Regions from separate parts of the Homo sapiens genome. Here region 2 is linked to region 1. The links are chromatin contacts, found by Hi-C in ENCODE. All regions are on one chromosome and are shown on one strand. Each heading gives the region's core, a stretch centred on a gene start or an enhancer-like site at or near the end of the contact. The rest is flanking DNA. Distances are from core to core; before and after follow the strand shown.

Region 1 (5,332 bases), core at 803-3,302:
TTTAACCTGCCCAAGTTCATAGCTAGTCAGTGGAGCAACTAGGATATGAACCCACATAGCATGGCTCTAATCAGATACTACACCACCTCTCCACCCAGCAAACTCCACCTGCAGATCAGGTAGCCTTTGTTCCAGAACTGCACTCAGATCTCTTGGTCCCAAATATCTGGCACACAGCAGGAGTCACTAAATGTGTTCTGAATTTAACTGAAATTTGTTTAGCATCCATTCCCATGATTTCCTCAGACGTATGTTCTGTCTCCCCAAGCTGTCCATGAGATCAAGGGGAAAGAACTAGCTCATTTGTTTTCTTCGCAGGCACACAATCACAATGCAAGATGAGAGGTGGGGAACACCCTGTGAGCTCTAGGGGTGCAGCTGGTGGAAAACTAATTTTGGATTTAAATGTGTCTTGTGTGTGCAACTGACAACGTCTTTTTCACATGCCTGATCTCGACAAGTGTTATCAACAGTTGAGGTAGGTGGAAGGATGTGAGGAAGATAAGAAAACTAGGTGCAGATTGTTTGAGACCTGGCCAAGACCTCAGAGCTAGAAATATCTGAATGAGATTACAACCCACAGGCTCTGAATAAAGCACCTGAAAGCCAGCCTCCTGTCCACTGGTGTGGTCCTGGGCAGCTGTGGCCGTCAGGAAAGGGAGAGCGTTGGGTCAGTTCTTCCCCCAGCAGCCTGGGCAGGGGTGGGAGGCTGGTGAGAGGGCAAAGGGGAGTCTGGCAGGGTGTTCTAGAGAGGAGGCCAACTGAGGAGAGGTATTAAGAGCAGGCCAGCAGGTTCGGAAGACTCTGAGGGCTTCTCAAGTGTTTGGTCACCTTTACCAGACGGGACAGAACACCATGAGAGGTGACACGATTTCCTAGTGGTATGATAATATAGATATGAGGAGTCAGGAAAAACTGGCTTATCTTTCCATCAGTTGGAGGTAGTCAATGTTTCCCTATCATTTTTAACTACCCCATTGCGTTTCTAAAAATCTGTATCTTTATTTCATTGTTCTAATTCAACACAACCGCAGATCGAATTTACTCAACGCCGTGGTAGAGGAAGGATTTTCAGGCTAGGATGAGCTCTGCAGAAGAGAAGCTTTACTTAGTAGAAAAGGCAGTGAATTTCTAGACAGAGACCTGCCCCATCTTACTAACTGGGTAGTCTTCCATATGTCTCTTCACCCCCTGGGTTTATCTCCTCTTCTGTAAAATGGGGATGAAAATGCCCACCTACCCACCTCCAAATGAGTGCTATGGCAATAAGTTGCACGAAGGCCTGTGAGCGCCCAGCCTAGGCTTTCTGCGGATCTGAACGGTCTCCAGGGTCTCTGTATCAAGCTCTTCACCATTCAGGAATGAAACACTGCGGATGTCTGCTCAGAAATGCAGGGAGAACCTCCTCCCACAGGGGACCTCCCGCCCTGCAGCTCATGAAGTGAAGGCTCGCAGATCGCCAGGCTCTTATTGTAGCTCGACAGGGGCGAGGCAGGCTAACTCCGGGGACGCAACAGGGTGGACCTGGAACCCGGGTTTCTTGGCCCAAGGCACCGAAGGCGTAGGGATTGCTGTTCCCGGCCCGCCCCTCGCGGTAGCTGCAACTGGGGGCATGTCCAGCGGCACGGTCTCCGGCGCCCGCAGCCCGGCTCGGGAACCACTTCGCTTACCTGCGGCTCCACCAGCCATCGCTGCTCGGCGCCGCCGGGCGCAGGGCGCGGGGCGCGGAACGCGGAGTACACGGGGATGCGGTCCCGGGTGCTGTAGAGGGTGGCGAAGCGCTCAGCACCCTCCGCGCGCTGACAGATCTTCACGTGGGAATCGGCCGCCAGCCCCGCAGGCGGGGTCCCGGCGTAGAAGAACTTGTCACATTCGCCAAAGCCGGCTTCCTCCTCGCCCACGAGCCGGCCTTCCAGCAGCCCAGCCAGGGCGAAGAGGCTGCCCAGCGCGAGCCAGCGCGCGGTGCCCATGGCGGCCTCTGCGAGCGCGGCGGGGCCGAGCGGCTGGGCTGCCGCGGCGCGAGCTCTGCAGGCTGGGCGGGGAGCGCACTACGCAGCCGAGCAGGGTAGGGAAGGGAAGTCGCAACCTAGGCGCGGCGCTCTGCGGAGCCGGGCGGGGCGGCCCGGGCGGCGGGGGCGGGTCCGCGTCGGGAGGCCGCGCCTCCCTCCCTGAAGATGGCTGCAGAGGCCCAGGGCCGCGCTCCGCGATGCTGACAACGTACCCTGGGCTGCGCCCGGGACTGGAGACGCGGGTCACCTGCCTCCGCGCCGCCTGGTCTCAGCAGTCCGGGGGACGCGCGCTACCAAGAGTGGAGAATCCGAGTGGGGCGGGCCTAGTCCCGGGGCTGGGAAGAGATAGTCGCATGGACTGGGCGCCAAGAAGCCTGCTGATCGCGCGCGCCCCACGGCCGCCCTGGTGATGCAGAGGGGTGGCGTGAGATGCTCGTGGAGCTGCGGCTGGTTCGGAGTGGATGGGCAGAGTTCCCCTCTGAAATTTCATGAAGATGCGTCTCCCACTCTCCACCGAAGTACTCAACGACCAGCACACGCATACAATTTTGATGGAGTTTTTTGTTTTTTGTTATGTTTTTTTAGCTCACCAGAAACTCAGAGAGTAAAGAAATACTGTTAAAGGAAGTTCCTAAACTAGGCAGACAGTATAACCCTGTGTGGTTTTCTTGGTGCAAGTGTTAGAAACAAAACCGATACCAAGCAAGGAAGGAGGCCAGCCAACGTCATTGGTCAACAGGTTGGCCAATTCTTTCCTTCATTTATCCCTCTGAATGCCTAGGTGCCAGCCTGAGATAGGCACTGGATTACCACAGGGGTAAACAAGAGCAGGGCTCCTGCGGTCACAAAGACAGCCTAGTGGGAAAGTTTGTCATTAACCGAGGAAACATGCTATTAAAGGGATAACTAAAAACTGAACACAGATCTGTGAGACCCTGACAGCTACAGGGGTTCAGGATGTAATCCGGGAAGGTTTGCCTGAAGAAGTGGCATCTGAGCTGAGACCTGGAGGATGACATTAACTAGGCAAGGAGGAAAACCATGTGCTAAGTGGTCTCCCACAGAAGGGAACATGATGTATTGGAGGAATTTAAGGAAGGCTAGTGTGGGTAAAGCGCGGAGAACCGCGTGGGGGATGATGGGAAGTGGGGCTAAAGGAGGAGGCAGGGGTCATATTACTCAGGTTATTATAGGCCAGAGGCCTTCAAACACTTTTTGAGAAGGCCCATAATGAGAAAAGTTTGATGAAATAATTCTTATGCTTATGATTGGCATTGCAATTTCATATTTCTGTTCTACTTCACTTTTTTAAAAAAGTGCTGGTGTTGACCCACTAAATTGTTTCTATGAGCCACTAATGGCTCATGACCTGCAGTTTGGAAAAAATATTGTAAATCATGTTGAGGATTTTCATCTTTTAAAGGTGGTGACTCGATTCTTTTTGCTATCAGGGAAGAGACTGGTAGATTGAAGTGGCACAGAATAAATGGGTGGCTCACACCTGTAACCCCAGCACTTTGGGAGGCTGAGGCAGGCGGATCACCTGAGGTCGGGAGTTTGAGACCAGCCTGGCCAACTTGGTGAAACCCGTCTCTACTAAAAACACAAAAAAATTAGCTGGGTGTGGTGGCGGGCACCTGTAATCCCAGCTGCTTGGGAGGCTGAGGCAGGAGAATCGCTTGAACCCAGGAGGCGGAGGTTGCAGTGAGCCAAAATTGTGCCACTGCATTCCAGCCTGGGCAACAGAGCCAGACTTTGTCTCAAAAAAGAAAAGGAAAAGAAAAGAAAAACACCCCATAATTGCCACAATCCAGATAAGAGATGGTAGCTTGGACCAGGATGGTAGGATGGTGGCAGCAGAGATAGGGTCAAGGCAGCTACCCAGGGCCAGGGCCTGTGCTCATCTTACGATGTCATCTGTTTCCCCAGTGTGCCACTACAGGGACTGAGACCAGAGCCTGTTGATTCTGGCCTAAGCTGGCACAGCCAGTGAGTCCTAAGACAGATTTGAAACAGGTCTCTCTGCTTCCCAAGCCTGGCCTTTTCTTTTAACTCACAGCGCATCTGTAAGGTGAGCCCATAAAGAAGGAAGCTCTTCAAGAGATTATACATTGGAACTTAAGAACAAATTTCTTACAGGTTTTAATTCCGGAAAATGTTGACTATGTTTGGTCCCAGAAATGAAACCAAAGTTTGTATCTTAGTTTTTTTAAAAAAAGGAGGGGACACATTTAGTGTGATGTCACAGAAGAGGCTAGACTTGAAGTCCCCTTTGATCTGGATGATGACCCTGATCATCTGGTACTAGTATCTCAGTCATCTCATCCTTGTAGGCTTCAATCAAGTCCTCCCACAGGGACAATGCTGCTCCTGGGATGCTGGGAGGATTATAGGTTTTACAGGATTTTAAAAATATTTACATTATTTTATAAGGTTGAATATAGGGTTCCCCAATGTTGACTTATGATGTCTACCATAAAGATATATAAACACAGTTGAACAACTAGAAATCCATCCCTCTCTTCTCTGAGTTCTTTAAACATTTATCTGTTATGATACTTATCATGGTAGAGTGTTAATAGTCCCTGTATCTGTCTTCTTTATTAAATCATGTGCTCCTAGGGACAAAGGTGGTTGGTGGATCCCAGTGGCTACCACAAAATCTGGAGTGATTAGATGCCAAATATGATTATGTTGTATTTTAACAAATGCAGAAAGTATAATACAATCATCATTGGCCTTTATGACTAAAGTATTTATAAGACTTTAATTCACTTTCTCAAAATTTCTTGATGCCTGCCCGCCACCTCTGATAAGCATAAATATCTCTGCCACTCAGTCCCTGTGGCAGACTTTAGTTTTTTCCCCAGCCCTCTATCAGTGACTGACACACATATAACACTGAACATTTGTACATCCCACAGCCAGGATGATTTTGTTTATTTTCTTTAGTTTATAGTACAAGACAATAGATTTTTCTTCCATGTGCTTGCCTTCCACAGATAAAATATTACTTTTGCAAATTACAAATGTTCTCACCCCAAGATTCTGGAACAACCTACAAGGTAGGAATGCCTTGATCTAATTAAAACATTTGCTAACTGCTGATTTTAGGGGAAAACTGTCTTTAGCAGCATCTGTATGTGTAAAACATGTAGGTCCATCAATAATTCACTGCTGTCTCTACATTTGGTCACTGACTCTCTTCTCACAGGGAAAGAGGTTTCAAACCAGATCCTCTTAGGTCTCTGCACTCAGACCCAGCCAAAGCTGGGTTCCATAGCCTTCAGCAAAGGCTTGAGGATGAAAAGTAATGGTTGATG
Region 2 (4,832 bases), core at 1,868-4,367, 1.1 Mb before region 1:
GAAGCTTTTTTTTCCCCCAAGAGTTAAATGTCATTGTAATCTTATGAAATATTGCTTTCAAAACATAAAACCAAAGAAATTCAGAAATAAAGCTTATCATCCTGGTTGTTTTTGTTATATAGAATTGTCTTTACTATTTTTCCCCTCTCATTGTCACCTCTTGGTTCATGGTATGTGATTAAGAGATGGTACCATTGCCCTCTGATTGCCTTGCTTCTGGTGCTCCCTCTCCTGAAGTGGCCCTTTTTAGTCAGATCCTTAAAGCTATTTCAACATTTCTCCACCCGTATCCCCCCACCACCCTCCACCAAATACACATGCTTTGCACTATTACAGATGTTAACTTGTCAAAGTCCAGAAGCTCCTGAGAAGTCAGCAGGAAGACATGGTGGATTGAGGCATAGCCATGACCTGAAGGAAATAATTAAAATGCAGGAGGGTTGCTGTGAGGGACACACTAACTTAGTACATCTTTCTCTGATGAAATCTGTCAGGCTCTTAGTTTACCAAATGTGGGAACTTTTGTGCTTGTTTTGCTCTTAGGCACAGGATAGGTCCCAGGAGAGATTCCATTCATTCCTCAAAGAGAAACAGAAGAAAAAGAATGAAGTCTCACTAATAGCTTGTTAGAAGAATTGTGTTTACTCTGAGATCTGACTCAAGAAATGGACATGGAATCTCAGCAAATCCAAGCTACAGATGATATCTGTTTTGCAGCTGGGCCATGCAGAGCTCAGCCATGGCTTCTCCTGACCAAGGGATGTTAAAGTTATCTAGAACATTAAGAGTGTTAATGAGTATATACAGAGAGACTAATTGTGAGCAAAATCATTAATTAGGGTCATGTTTACATTTTTATTGTGGCTAATCTTTCATCTGTTCGGACTAAGGTTCTTACTGTGTTCCAAAGGTGATAATAATATAACTAAATTCCTCTGATACTAAAGTAGTCACACTTTTATTTCTTAATTTACCTGAGTTGATTCCTGGCCACCCTCCCCCTCCTTATCACACTAGAGATAATTTTCAGTAATGTTTTCTTTATGCTGTTAAGTGATTCCCTTCCCAGTGGAGCGAGAAGGTGAATGTACTTAATGAAATGATTGATCTGCATTTTGGCATTCGTCCAAATTGATAAAATATAGAGGGACTTTTCCATTCATTATTTTGTTCATCATTTATAGAAAATGCGGAAACTTTTGGGTAGGTTTGGCTTTCTGCCAATTAATGTTGTCACTGTTTTCCTCTGATGCATATTCACATGAGTCAACAGAAACCTTTTCGACTAAGCAGAGTTAGATTTAGCGAGACTGCGTACATCACGGTATTTATTGGATGTGGAAACCTAAAATAGGAGGGGCGTGGTAAAACCTCAGACAGAAGTACTGACAAAGAGTTTCCCCAAACAATAGAACCGCCATAGCCCGCACACATTCCCAGGACACATTCTACAGAATGGACAAAGAAATACTCATCTGTGTCATCACTTGCTCAAAAAAAAAAAAAAAATTATCTGAAACATGGAAGGTATATCAATCAGATTTGCATTTGGCTGTGAGTGATAGAAAATGCAAAATAATAGTAGGTTAAAATACATAAATTTTTTTTCTGTCTCTTGTAAAAGAAGTCCCAGAGTAGGTAAACCAGGAGGGAGACACTTAACAGTATCAGGGATCCACGTTCCGTCTCTTCTGCGGTTCTGCCCACCTTATCATGGGGCTTCCCTGTCACGGACAAGATGGCTGCTAGTGGTCCAGCTGGGAAGAAGGAGAAAATACCTGCAGCAACAGCAACAAGGACTACCCCTCTCTTTTTTTTTTTTTTTTTTTTTTTTTTGAGACGGAGGCTTGCTCTGTTGCCCAGGCTGGAGTGCAGTGGCGCCATTTTGGCCCACTGCAAACTCTGCCTCCCAAGTTCAAGCAATTCTCCATCTCAGCCTCCTAAGTAGCTGGGATTACAGGCGCCCGCCAGCATGCCCGGCTAATTTTTTTGTATTTTTATTAGAGATGGGGTTTCAGCATCTTGGCCAGGCTGGTCTTGAACTCCTGACCTTGTGATCCGCCTGCCTCGGCCTCCCAAAGTGCTGGGATTACAGACGTGAGCCACCGCACCCAGCCAGGACTACCCCTCTCTTTAAGGACCCTTCCCAGAAGTCACACACGATACTTCCAGGTAAATCTTAGTCACTCTGTCACCCCTAGCTGCTAGAGTGGCTGGAAAATGTAGCCCTTATTTTGGGTGGTTATGTGACCAGCCAAAAGTAAGGGATGGTACGACTCATGAAGAAGGGAAGAAGGGATATTGTTCCTCCTTCCGGAACTTTGCCAGTGTTCTCACCTTTTCCCGGAAGCCTAATCATCTCTCCGTGGGCAGTGACAGACTCTCTACTCTGTCTGTTCACAGAATACCTGGGGTAGGTTTTTCAGTTTCAGGAGCCACACTACAAAATAGATACATGTGAACCAGTAAATTCAAGAGTAAATTACCAGAATGGTTGTGAGGACTGGGACCCTCCATCTACCCCCATGATGATTACAAAACTTGAATGGACCATATCATCTGAGGAACAAATGAGGGAACTGGTGATGTTTAGCTGGGAATTTCTGTATGCCTTTCTCAGAAAAGACATAGGGAGGACATATCTGACTCAGAATGTTTGACAAGCGATTCTGTGTGTTCCTAGCTGGTAGAATTAGAACATGCCCCAAATCAGTGAGCCTAACTTCAGGCAACACGTAAAGGAGCATTTTCTGTTTCTCACAGCAGTCCTGAGGTCCAATAAGCTATCTCTGGGGAAAGCAAACTCACTGTCATCAAAGGGATTGAAGCAGTGTCTTTAGGGTCAATTGATAGCCTTCTAACATGTCTTCCTGGCTCTAGTCTTAAGACCTATCCAGACCATTCTCCATATCCCCATTGGTGATCTTTTTAAATGCAAAAGAGAACATATCACTTCCCAGTTTAATCCTTTTCAATGGTTTTCCATTGTCTGCCAATCTCTCAGTTCCTCTTGACCTGGTGTTTACTTACTCATTGCAAGTTTCTAGATAAAATTTTCACTTCCTCAAATATGTCAAATCTCTCTCCTGTCCAGAACTTTGATTATGTTGTTCCCTCTTTTAGAACACTCTCCTCCATCCTTACTTTTACACTTCACCTGGCTGAGTCCTACACATCCAGAATCATTACTTCCCCTCTGAAGTCTTCACTTCTATCCCCTCAGAGGAGGGATTCTTATGACTTCTGGTACCTCCCTTGGCCCAGCACTTAATATAATTGCTGCAATTGCTTATTTAATGATGTGCCTGTTGAGCTAGACTGTAAGCTCCCAGTAGGTAGGGTCTGGTATCCTCACACACTGCACACTTCCTGGCACATAGTAGGTGACTGATCATAATGTTGAACATGGTAGAAGGTAATCAGGCATCAGCTGAAGGGAGATACAGGTTAAGGATGAGAGAGAAGCAATAAAGATACGAGAAATGAGAAATGGAAAACAAATAAGAGATTTTCTTTTGCCCTAGTCCCCCTTATATTTTTTCTGGAGTGGCAGGATTGAAGCATGTGAAACAATTGCTTCTCTGGCTACTTGGATTGCCTCCCAGCCCCCAAAGAGTCAGAGCAACTGTTACAGTGGAATTTGAAATACTAGCTATGTTAATGGAGGTCAGTATTACTAAGGCTGGATTTACAGCTACAAAAAAGTGACCCAGATTTATTTTCTATTACTCAAAATTAGTTATGTCGAAGGAGGAGCAAGGGGCTTCTTGGTCTATAGACTATTGCTAATGTGTCTCTGGACATAAATCTTCTTTGGTTTTCATTATCTATTCTGGAGAAAGCAATGGTGACTCTGAGTAAGTGGGGCAGCAATTCAGGTCTTTACCACACCACATGCAGCATTTGTACAGGAGTAGCTTTGGCCTCCCAGACCTTAGTGACCTGGGCAGGCCACCCATCTCTGCCTTTTCTTGGAGTGATTTTTACAGGCACAGAGTAAACTCCTGCCCTCAAATACCTACTGCCATTTGCTTCCTGATGCTTAACATTCCACATTTATAGAAAAGGCCTCAAATATAAGGACCACAATAATAACACGTGATTTAAATTCACATAGAGATGTACTGGCTCCTATTGAAAAAAAAAAAAAAAAGCCGAGGGTGGTTGGGGGAGAACCATTGGACTATAGAAGGTATAGGTGGGGAGAACAAAAAAAGAATGGTTTGAAACAGAAAAGACTATGAATTCTAAGCAGGCTGAAAAGATAGAGAATAAAATACATTTAATTTATAATTTTGCTTAGCCTTATTTACCCTAGACATTACAGACAGAAGTGATTTCTTGTTTAGGGTTTAAGGGGCAGCCGAGAAGTAATACAGACCTAAGGAGTGAACCTCCTGCTACCAGCATGGGGAGGGGGCATCCCCTGTTATTCACTAGAGCTACTGTGGTATTCTCCAGCCTGGTATTGCCCGTAAATGGGCAAGACACACAGCTTTGCATTTGCATTATTTCTGATTGACTTCAATGGTCAATCCCTGCATGTGATTTTTTTACACGTCTCCTTTTCTGTATCCACGGATCATCAGAAAGTCGATATCCAGGAAAACAAGATAGCATTTCCCCAAGAGGAGGGGTTTTATGTTCATGCAGCCCAAAACAGTGGTCACTTTGAAAAAGGTTTTTTAAGCCGAGTCCTTGTCTGAAGCTGACTGAAAATGACAAACCTTTCCTAAAATGAAAATCACCGAAGCAACTGGGATGAACTATTTATCTTCCTGATCACTGCAAGGAAACACACGAACAATGATCTCATTGTATCCTCCATTTTG

What was found. A loop is a pair of places that touch in the nucleus more often than their neighbours do. Pooled maps may share reads with other maps.
Region 2: a pooled map shows a loop between it and region 1 (4-fold over the local background). The contact joins the enhancer-like site here to the promoter of ENDOD1 in region 1. A Hi-C loop is called at or near these places in 4 of 37 single-sample maps with no recorded cell type and 9 of 50 pooled maps.

What each region holds. Positions count from the first base shown.
Region 1 is chr11:95,086,566-95,091,897 of GRCh38, reverse strand. It overlaps ENDOD1 (endonuclease domain containing 1), which reads right to left and starts at 2,052. Exons shown (of 2, transcript NM_015036.3): 1 at 1,671-2,052. The coding sequence starts at 1,970. RefSeq lists a silencer at 1,801-2,230 and enhancers at 2,241-2,300, 2,371-2,650.
Region 2 is chr11:96,196,201-96,201,032 of GRCh38, reverse strand. The region is part of intron 1 of MAML2 (mastermind like transcriptional coactivator 2); the gene reads left to right. Among named protein-coding and RNA genes, the nearest start is that of MIR1260B, 140 kb to the left of the region's middle. Within about 2 kb of position 3,117, at least 3 of the 41 ENCODE cell types and tissues checked have a DNase peak (open chromatin) inside an H3K27ac peak, as active enhancers do.